2 separate regions of the Homo sapiens genome follow, and region 1 is linked to region 2. A link is an interaction called in ENCODE POLR2A ChIA-PET data of the cell type or tissue named here. Cell type or tissue: Panc1. All regions are shown on one strand. Each heading gives the region's core, and the rest is flanking DNA. Links, peaks and the distances in the headings are about the cores only. Region 1 has its middle 7.6 kb from the start of AGGF1. Region 2 overlaps F2RL1 (F2R like trypsin receptor 1).

The links. Peaks named below come from ENCODE experiments on the same cell type or tissue, not always from the same donor. Only the 100,000 strongest peaks of a DNase experiment are listed, where the experiment ranks them.
Region 1: POLR2A ChIA-PET joins it to region 2 with 9 read pairs; 4 of 35 experiments call an interaction of 5 or more read pairs at or near these places.

Annotation. Positions count from the first base shown.
Region 1 is chr5:77,020,611-77,025,005 of GRCh38, forward strand. No RefSeq gene overlaps it. Among named protein-coding and RNA genes, the nearest start is that of AGGF1, 7.6 kb to the right of the region's middle. In Panc1, for the core only: no CTCF peak of the experiment used is centred there; no DNase peak of the experiment used is centred there.
Region 2 is chr5:76,821,031-76,825,425 of GRCh38, forward strand. All of the region lies in intron 1 of F2RL1 (F2R like trypsin receptor 1), which reads left to right. Among named protein-coding and RNA genes, the nearest start is that of F2RL1, 4.2 kb to the left of the region's middle. In Panc1, for the core only: no CTCF peak of the experiment used is centred there; no DNase peak of the experiment used is centred there; H3K4me3 peaks cover 1,687 bases; H3K27ac peaks cover 2,351 bases.

The DNA of each region.
Region 1 (4,395 bases), core at 110-4,109, 200 kb after region 2:
TCAAATGGTAATCTGCAAATGTAACCAATTGCAATTTGCATCAACCCATGTAGTATATATATATGTGCATGCACATACACACACAACCAGTTACCCTCTTCTTTCCACTATCATTACAACTTCTTCTGTATATCACTTCTTGGTTAATATTTGTCAAAGGGGAAGGAGAAAAGCCCAAAACTTCAAAACACACCAGGAGCATTTTTATGTCATACTGGTTGAAAAATATTCACAAACATTTCTTTCTTTTTTTTTTTTTTTTGAGATGGAGTCTAACCCTGTCACCAGGCTGTAGTGCAGTGGCGGGATCTCAGCTCACCGCAATCTCCGCCTCCCGGATTCAAGTGCTTCTCCTGCCTCAGCCTCCCGAGTAGCTGGGATTACAGACACGCACCACTACGCCCGGCTAATTTTTGTATTTTTAGTAGAGACGTGGTTTCACAATGTTGGCCAGGATCGTCTGATCTCCTGACCTCGTGATCTGCCCGCCTTGGCCTCCCAAAGTGCTGGGATAACAGGAGTGAGCCACTGTGCCCGGCCCTTGTTTGTTTGTTTGTTTGTTTGTTTGTTTTTGAGACGGAGTTTCGCTCTTGTTGCCCAGGCTGGAGTGCAATGGTGCGATCTTGGCTCATGGCAACTTCCACCTACCAGGTTCAAGCAATTCTCCTGCCTCTCAAGTAGCTGGGATTACAGGCACGCGGCACCACGCACGGCTAATTTTTGTATTTTTAGTAGCGACGGGGTTTCTCTATGCTGGTCAGGCTGGTCTGCAACTTCCGACCTCAGGTGATCTGCCAACCTCGGCCTCCCAAAGTGCTGAGATTACAGGCGTGAGCCACTGTGCCCAGTCTCACAAACATTTCTTTACCAAATTTCTGGTAAGTTTTAAGGTATTAATTGCTGGAGACTTGTCAATTAATACAACTGTCTTTTGTGGCTTTACAATAGGGATACTGAGACATTCATCAGTTTTAGGCGATTTTGTCATTGTGTAAACATTATAGCGTGTACTTACACAAAGACTTACACAAATCTAGGTGGTATAGCCTACTACTACACACCAAGGCTACATGGTATAATCTGTTGCTCCTAAGCTATAAGCCTGTACATCATGTGACTGTACTGAATACTGTGTAAACATAGAAAAGTTAATGCATTGTGCTATGACGTTACAGAGGCTACAACATCACTAGGTGATAGGAATTTTTCAGCTCCATTATAGTCTCATGGGATCACTGTCATATATATGGTCCATCATCAACTAAAATGTTATTTGGTGTATGACTGCACTTGACTTCTGGGGAAAATGTTGGAGGACATAAAACTTTCACTCTGAGCCAACTGATATATTTCTTAACTGAAAGGTTTCCTAGGTCATTCACACAGAGGAAGAACAAAAGATGGTCAAGAAGAACCCTGCATGTTCTCAAATCTTCCACAGCTAATGGAAGTAGCACCAGGAAGCCAGAGGTTCTTAAACTTACTCTTATTTTATCATAATGTCAGCAATTATTCCTTCAGTTGGAATTCTCTTAAAGTGTTCCTAGAGGACAGTACAGTAAATGCTTCACCTAAAAGTTAGGTTAGTAAAAATTACTAAGATGTTTAACAAAGTAGAGATGTTTAACAAAGTAGATAAACTACATTAAAAAAGACTATGTCATTTAGGCATTACATTAGGCTGAATGAAATAAAAACCCTGCTATGGTGACTTAATCAAGAAGAAGTTCAGAAACAGGTGGTTCACAGTGACATTAACATCCCAGGATCCTCCCATCCTTCTGGTTTGCTTTCTTTAGGGTGTGGTGTTCATCTCACAGTCAGGAAGTGGCTTCTCCACCTTGAGCATAATGTCCATCTTTCAGGTAGGGAGAAGAAGAAGAAAGAGAAGGGCAAAAACAAAAGACTGAATCTATCTTTTTTAAACAGGTGATACGGTTTGGCTCTGTGTCCCCACCCAAATCTTATCTTGTAGTTCCCATAATTCCCACGTGTTGTGGGAGGGACCTGGTGGGAGATTATTGAATCTGATCATTTTAAAAATGGGAGTTTTCCTGCACGGTTTCTCTCTTTTGCCTGCTGACCTCCATGTAAGATGTGACTTGCTCCTCCTTGCCTCCTCCCATGATTGTGAGGCTTTCCCAGCCACGTGGAACTGTAAGTCCAATTAAACCTCTTTCTATTGTAAATTGCCCAGTCTCTGCTATGTCTTTATCAGCAGTGAGAAAACGGACTAATACAACAGGAAACTACAGCTTTTCCAGAAACCTTGCCTGTAGTCTACTACTTATACCTCATTGGCCAAAACTTTGACATATGGTCACCTAGCTGCAAACAAGAGTGAGAAATGTAGACTTTAGCTAGGTGTATTGCTACCCAAAACGAAATTCAGGTTCTCTTGTCAGAAAGAGGAAAATATGGCTGTTGGGTTGACAACTAGCAGTGCCTACCACAAAAACACTTTTTAAAATTGCAGCCAGAAAGGGCTTAACTCCCAGGAACCTTGGAGACTGTGAGAAAATGAAATAATTTAATATTTTGAACATAATTATTTACAGCCCCAGGCTCATGTTCAGGTTCAGGCTGAGGGCAAAGATATGACCTTTGCTCCCACCAGCAGGCAATTAGACATAGTTGAGCAAGGGCTAGCTTGAGTGATTTTTAAAGAACTAGGCAGGCACCTTCCTGCTTATGCTGTAGGATACCTGAAAGGCACCAGCAAGCAACGAACAACCTCAGAAGAATTTAACAATGATTGCTGATTTTTGTATTTGGTATCCAATTTTAACACTAAAAAATTCCTGTTGGAATGGGCCAGTTGCATTCAAAAAAGCACAGTTCAAATAGCCAAAAAAACTTTTTAAAATAAAAAATCCAAACTGACTTGGCATTTCTTGAGAACTATTAAAAGGGCATCATTTCGCACTGCCCAGTAACCCTTCTTACATCCCTTATTCTCTCCTCTCCCATTCACTCACGCATTTTGTTGTATCTTACAAAAATATTAATCCATAATGAACTAGAATTTTTAAAAACATCCTCACCACAAAGAGTTTAAGTACTGCTCTAGTATGAACCATTGATTTTGCCTTCTAAAGACCTAGAATTGGTCCAGTGGGACAGACTGTCCTTTGAGAGTTCGAATTCTTATTATTAAGGGAGAGTAGAAGGGAGGAGGACTTGGGAAGATTCGTAACACAGCAATGTTTTAACTCATTATACCATCATAAAAGGAAGGTACAAAATGTAAGAATTTTAGCTGGGGGTGGAGAATAGTGTCTTACTTAGCTTCCTCGGGCTTCCTTTACCATCACTCCAGTGTTTTAATGTTATATCCCCCCATTTTTTTCTTGGGCCTCCAGGGGAGGAAACGGGTAATGGTCAATTGACCAAAAGTAACATGGGGCAATAAATCAGAACTATTGAAATGCTATGGTTCCCCCAGATATTCTCCTGTGGCATCAAAAAGTTGAATCAGGTAAGGAAAAGTTGGCTACCCACCATATCCAATATAAATTATGACAGGTGGATATTAATTAAATATAAATTGATGACACTCTAAAAGAAATTGGACATAAATCAGCTTTTATTGAATTGACAATATTCTTCTGTTGTGGAATATTATAATATCTCAGGCATTTGAACTCCAGCCTGATTCAATTCATAGGCTCCTGGAATGGCTCTAGATCAGATTGAGTATCAATTAGCTATTGCTGCATACTAAACACCCCAAACCTCAGTGGCTTTAAACAACCATCCTTCATTATTTCTCACAAGCCTAGGGGTGATGTGTGGGCTGGCTGATCACCACCACCAGGCTTGCTAATGTGTCTGAGGGTTTCCTGAAGTCTCTGCTCTAGCCTGGACTTAGCTGGAGCATCTAAGCTAGGAGAGGTCTGCTCCCTGTATTATTCATCTTTCTCCTGAGACCAGCACACATGCCTGGGTATGTTCTTCTTGTGGCAATGGCAGGAAATCCAGAGGGCAAGCAGAATCACTAAGGCCTTGGGACTTAGGCTTAGATGTGTCACTCTTCTGGCACATCACATCATTCTGCTGACCAAAGCAAATCACATGGCCAAACCAGCTCAAAGGTGAAGGGGAGATTCTTCCCTTTTAGTGAGGAAAACCACAAAATCACATGTCAAAGGATGAGGAAGAAGACCGATAAAGAACTGGGGCCATTCATGCAATTTCCAAAGTGTGATGGTTAATTTTATGTGTCAGCTTGATTGGGCCACAAGATGCTCATTTATCTCCTTCAATATTATTTCTGGTGTGTGTGTGAGGTTGTTTCCAGAAGACATTTGAATTGCCAAACTAGGTAAAGCAGATGGCCCTCCCCAATGTGGATGGGAATTCTCCAACCCACTGACGGCCTGAATAGAAGAAAAA
Region 2 (4,395 bases), core at 128-4,127:
GCTTTTTAGCCGGTCCTTCTGCGTGCCCCTCAGGTGGCTGCAGGGCCGATTTGGGGTTTGATTTTCTTCCCAAAGCCTCACTCCAAAAGACTGCCTCATAGAAACGAACTCAGCCGAGATCACAACCTTCTCAGGGTACAGGTGAAGGACACTGAATTGAGGAGGCAAGGCAAGGAAAACACTTGGAAATCAGGGCTTCTCTTTCCCTTTACAATAGTAATTGATAATTATTTGGGTAAACATGCTTAATATGTGTCCTCACTGCATCGTTAACTCCTGGAGGCAGGGGGCCCTACCATCCTTTCCATCACGTCTAGCATAGTCTCATCACCTACGGGACCTCAGTAAATAGCAAATGAATGAAGTGAGGAGTCTTGCCCAGAGTACCCTGGCTGGTCCATGTGGTGTTCATTTCAGTCAGCTTCTCTCTGCCACTTACTTATTTTTTTCCACCATGTTACAGGCCTAGGTCATTCCATTTATCTTTTGGAGACTGGAACTTCTGTTTTCTTTATAATTGGTTTGGTGGTTTTTTTTTGTTTTTTTGGTTTTTTGGGTTTTTTTTTTTTTTGACTCTCATTCGGTTGCCCAGGCTTGAGTGCAGTGGTGCAATTTTGGCTCATTGCAACCTCCACCTCTCCCGGGCTCAAGGAAGTCTCCTGCTGCAGCCTCCCGAGTAGCTGGGACGACAGGCACGCACCACCACCCCCAGCTAATTTTTGTATTTTTAGTAGAGACAGGGTTTCACCATATTGGTCAGGCTGATCTCAAACTCCTGACCTCAGGTGATCCACCCACCTTCAGCCTCCCAAAGTGCTGGGATTACAGGCATGAGCTACTGCGCCCTACCTATAATTGTTTTTTAAATTATAAAAACAATATGTGATCACTCGAGGGAAAAATGAGCCAAAACAAAAAAAGGAAACATTTAATTAAATCACCCTGAACTTCAGTACCAAAGTAGCCACCGCTAATATTTCGGCTTATATATTTTCCCACTCTTTATTACATCCATGCACAAAATATGTATTCACAAATACAGAAAATATGTTTGTGCAAGTATGGGATTATATAAGCACATCAGTATCATGTCAATACATATAAAACATTTTTAATGACTCCAAAATGTTACAGAAGGATGCATCAATTTTAAAATTAGTCCTTTGTTGATAGACATGTGGTATTTCCATTTTTTTTTTCCCCCTGAGATAGAATCTCACTCTGTTGCCCAGGCTGTAGTGCAGTGGCACGATCTCGGCTCACTGCAACCTCTGCCTCCCAGGTTTAAGTGATTCTCATGCCTCAGCCTCTGGAGTAGCTGGGACTACAGGCGCACACCACCACATCCAACTAATTTTTGTGTTTTTGGTATAAACGGGGTTTCGCCACGTTGGCCAGGCTGATCTTGAACTCCTGACCTCAAGTGATCCACCTGCCTCAGCCTCCCAAAGTGCTGGGATTATAGGCATGAGCCACCGTGCCTGGCCAAAGTTTTGTAATATGACAGAACACTGCAATGAACTGGAAGATAGGACTTTAAATTTGATCCTTTTGCTTGCTTTGTAGTTACTAAATAACCTTGATAGATGATGTTTTAGTAAATCTGTATTTGACTTTCTTATGGTTTTATTAGCTTGGCAAGTGTTGAAGAAAACAGTTCATTCTGAAAGAACACTTCTGAAAATGTACTAAAAGTTTAGCTAGGGAGGGGCACCCCACAATTGAAACCTTTATTTTTCAGTCTGTGCTCCCAAAGATTGGGAGCAAAAAAGGACATTTGGGGTGAGGGGATCATAGAGAAGAGAGGGTGAAAGGAAGAGAACTAATGCAAGTAAAGTGCTTGTTTTACACTTGGTTTGATGGGGAGGTTGGGCCACAAGAGGAGTATACTTAAAATAAAAATTAAATTAAAAGTTTTAGGCCAAGCGTGGTGGCTCACGCCTGTAATCCCAGCACTTTGGAAGTCAAGGCGGGTGGATCACAAGGTCAGGAGATCAAGACCATCCTGGCTAACATGGTGAAACCCTGTCTCTACTAAAAATACAAAAAATTAGCCGGGCATGGTGGCGGGCGCCTGTAGTCCCAGCTGCTTGGGAGGCTGAGGCAGGAGAATGGCGTGAACCCGGGAGGTCGAGCTTGCAGTGAGCCGAGATCGTGCCTCTGCACTCCAGCCGGGGCAACAGAGTGAGACTCAGTCTCAAAAAAAAAAAAAAGTTTTACACGCAGATTTTCCCAAAATTGTGTAAATCAGAAGGGTCTAAAAAAAAGTGAAAATCTCTCATTCTTTCTGGTCTCCAATCTCAGCACAACTTCTCGGGTTTTGTTTGTTTGGTTGGTTGGTTTTTTTTTTTTTTTTTTGAGATGGAGTCTCGCTGTGTCGCCCAGGCTGGAGGGCTGGAGTGCAGTGATGTGATCTCAGCTCACTGCAACCTGCGCTTTCCAGGTTGAAGTGATTCTCCTGCCTCAGCCTCTCAAGTAGATGGGATTACAGATGCGCGCCAACACCTCCAGCTAATTTTTGCATTTTTAGTAAAGCCAGAATTTTGCCATGTTGGCCAGGCTGGTCTTGAATTCCTGACCTCAAGTGATCCGCCCGCCTTGGCCTCCCAAAGTGCTGGGATTATAGGTGTGAGTCACTATTCCTGGCCATCAGCTCAACTTCTCTATGCACAAATGATTTATAGGAATAGAAGGAGCATACCGTACTGTACATACTGTGCTATGATTTATTTATCTTTTTTACCTAATCGATTCATAGTCAGTTTATAGAAATCTGTACAAACTTTTTTTTTTTTTTTTTGAGACGGAGTCTTGCCGTGTCGCCCAGGCTGGAGTGAAGGGGCGCTATCTCAGCTCGCTGTAAGCTCTGCCTCCCGGGTTCATGCCATTCTCCTGCCACAGCCTCCCAAGCAGCTGGGACTACAGACGCCCGCCACCATGCCCGGCTAATTTTTTGTATTTTTAGTAGAGACAGGGTTTAACCGTGTTAGCCAGGATGGTCTCGGTCTCCTGACCTCGTGACCCACCTGCCTCGGCCTCCCAAAGTGCTGGGATTACAGGCGTGAGCCACTGCGCCGACCCTGTACAAACTTTTATAGGGGGGTAATTGAACTAGTCCTCCCCACCACACCCCCCCCCCCTTTTTTTTTTAAAGAGACTGGGTCTGGCTGTCACCCAAGCTGGAGTGCAGTGGCAGGATCATAGCTCACCCCCAGCTAATTTTTTTTTTAGACGGAGCTCCCAAGTAGCTGGGGCTATGGCTAGGTTGCCACTATGCCTGGCCTGAACTACTCCCCTCTTCCCGCCCATCCCCGAACCCCAGATGAAGTCTTGCTCTGTCACCCAGGCTGGAGTGCAGTGGTGTGATCTCAGCTCACTGCAACCTCCGCCTCCCAGGTTCAAGCCTCCCAGGTTCAGCCTCCCAAGTAGCTGGGATTACAGGTGCCCGCCACCACACCCAGCTAATTTTTGTATTTTTAGTAGAGACGGGGTTTCACCATGTTGGCCACGCTGATCTCAAACTCCCGATCTCATGATCCGCCCGCCTTAGCCTCCCAAAGTGCTGGGTTTACAGGCGTGAGCCACCCTGCCAGGGCCTGAACTACTCCCCTTTTTGATAGATGTTGAAATTAACATTGTTTTACCATGCTAAACAATGTTCCAGTGAATATTCTAGTACATAAAATAGCTTTGTGCACTTTAGCTGGTAGGTGCAGGGCAAATTCCTAGAAGTAAATTGCTAGGTCATATGGCAAATACATTTAAAATTTTGATATGTTTTGCCAAATTACCCACCAAAAATATTATATCAATTTATATTCCTTTGAGATACAAAATTCAAATAATATAGAGAGGTGTAAAATAAAAAGAAAAGTTCTCTTGTCCCCAGCTATTCTACTCCACAGAGCCAGCCACTTTTTATTGTTTGGTGGATATCCTTCTAGACTTCAGATTTTGCAAATTGTACATTATAATTTTTTTTTTTTTTTTTTTTTGAGACAGAGTCTCACTCTGTTGCCAGGCTGAAGTGCAGTGGCATGATCTCGGCTCACTGCAACCTCTGCCTTCTGGGTTCAAGCGATTCTCCTGCCTCAGCCTCTGGAGTAGCTGGGACTACAGGCGCGTGCACTACACTTAGCTAATTTTTGTATTTTTTAGTAGAGATTGGGTTTCACCATGTTGGTCAGGATGGTCTCGATCTCTTGATCTCAGGATCCACCCGCCTCGGCCTCCCAAAGTGCTGGGATTACAGGTGTGAGCCACCATGCCTGGCCAGTTTCTTTTTTCAATTGACTGTATATTGTGGCTGTCTTTCCATTTCAATATTATTGGCTACTATATTGTCTACCCTTAGTAGTAGGGACTACGTCAGGGACATGCTAAGTTAGGAATAGA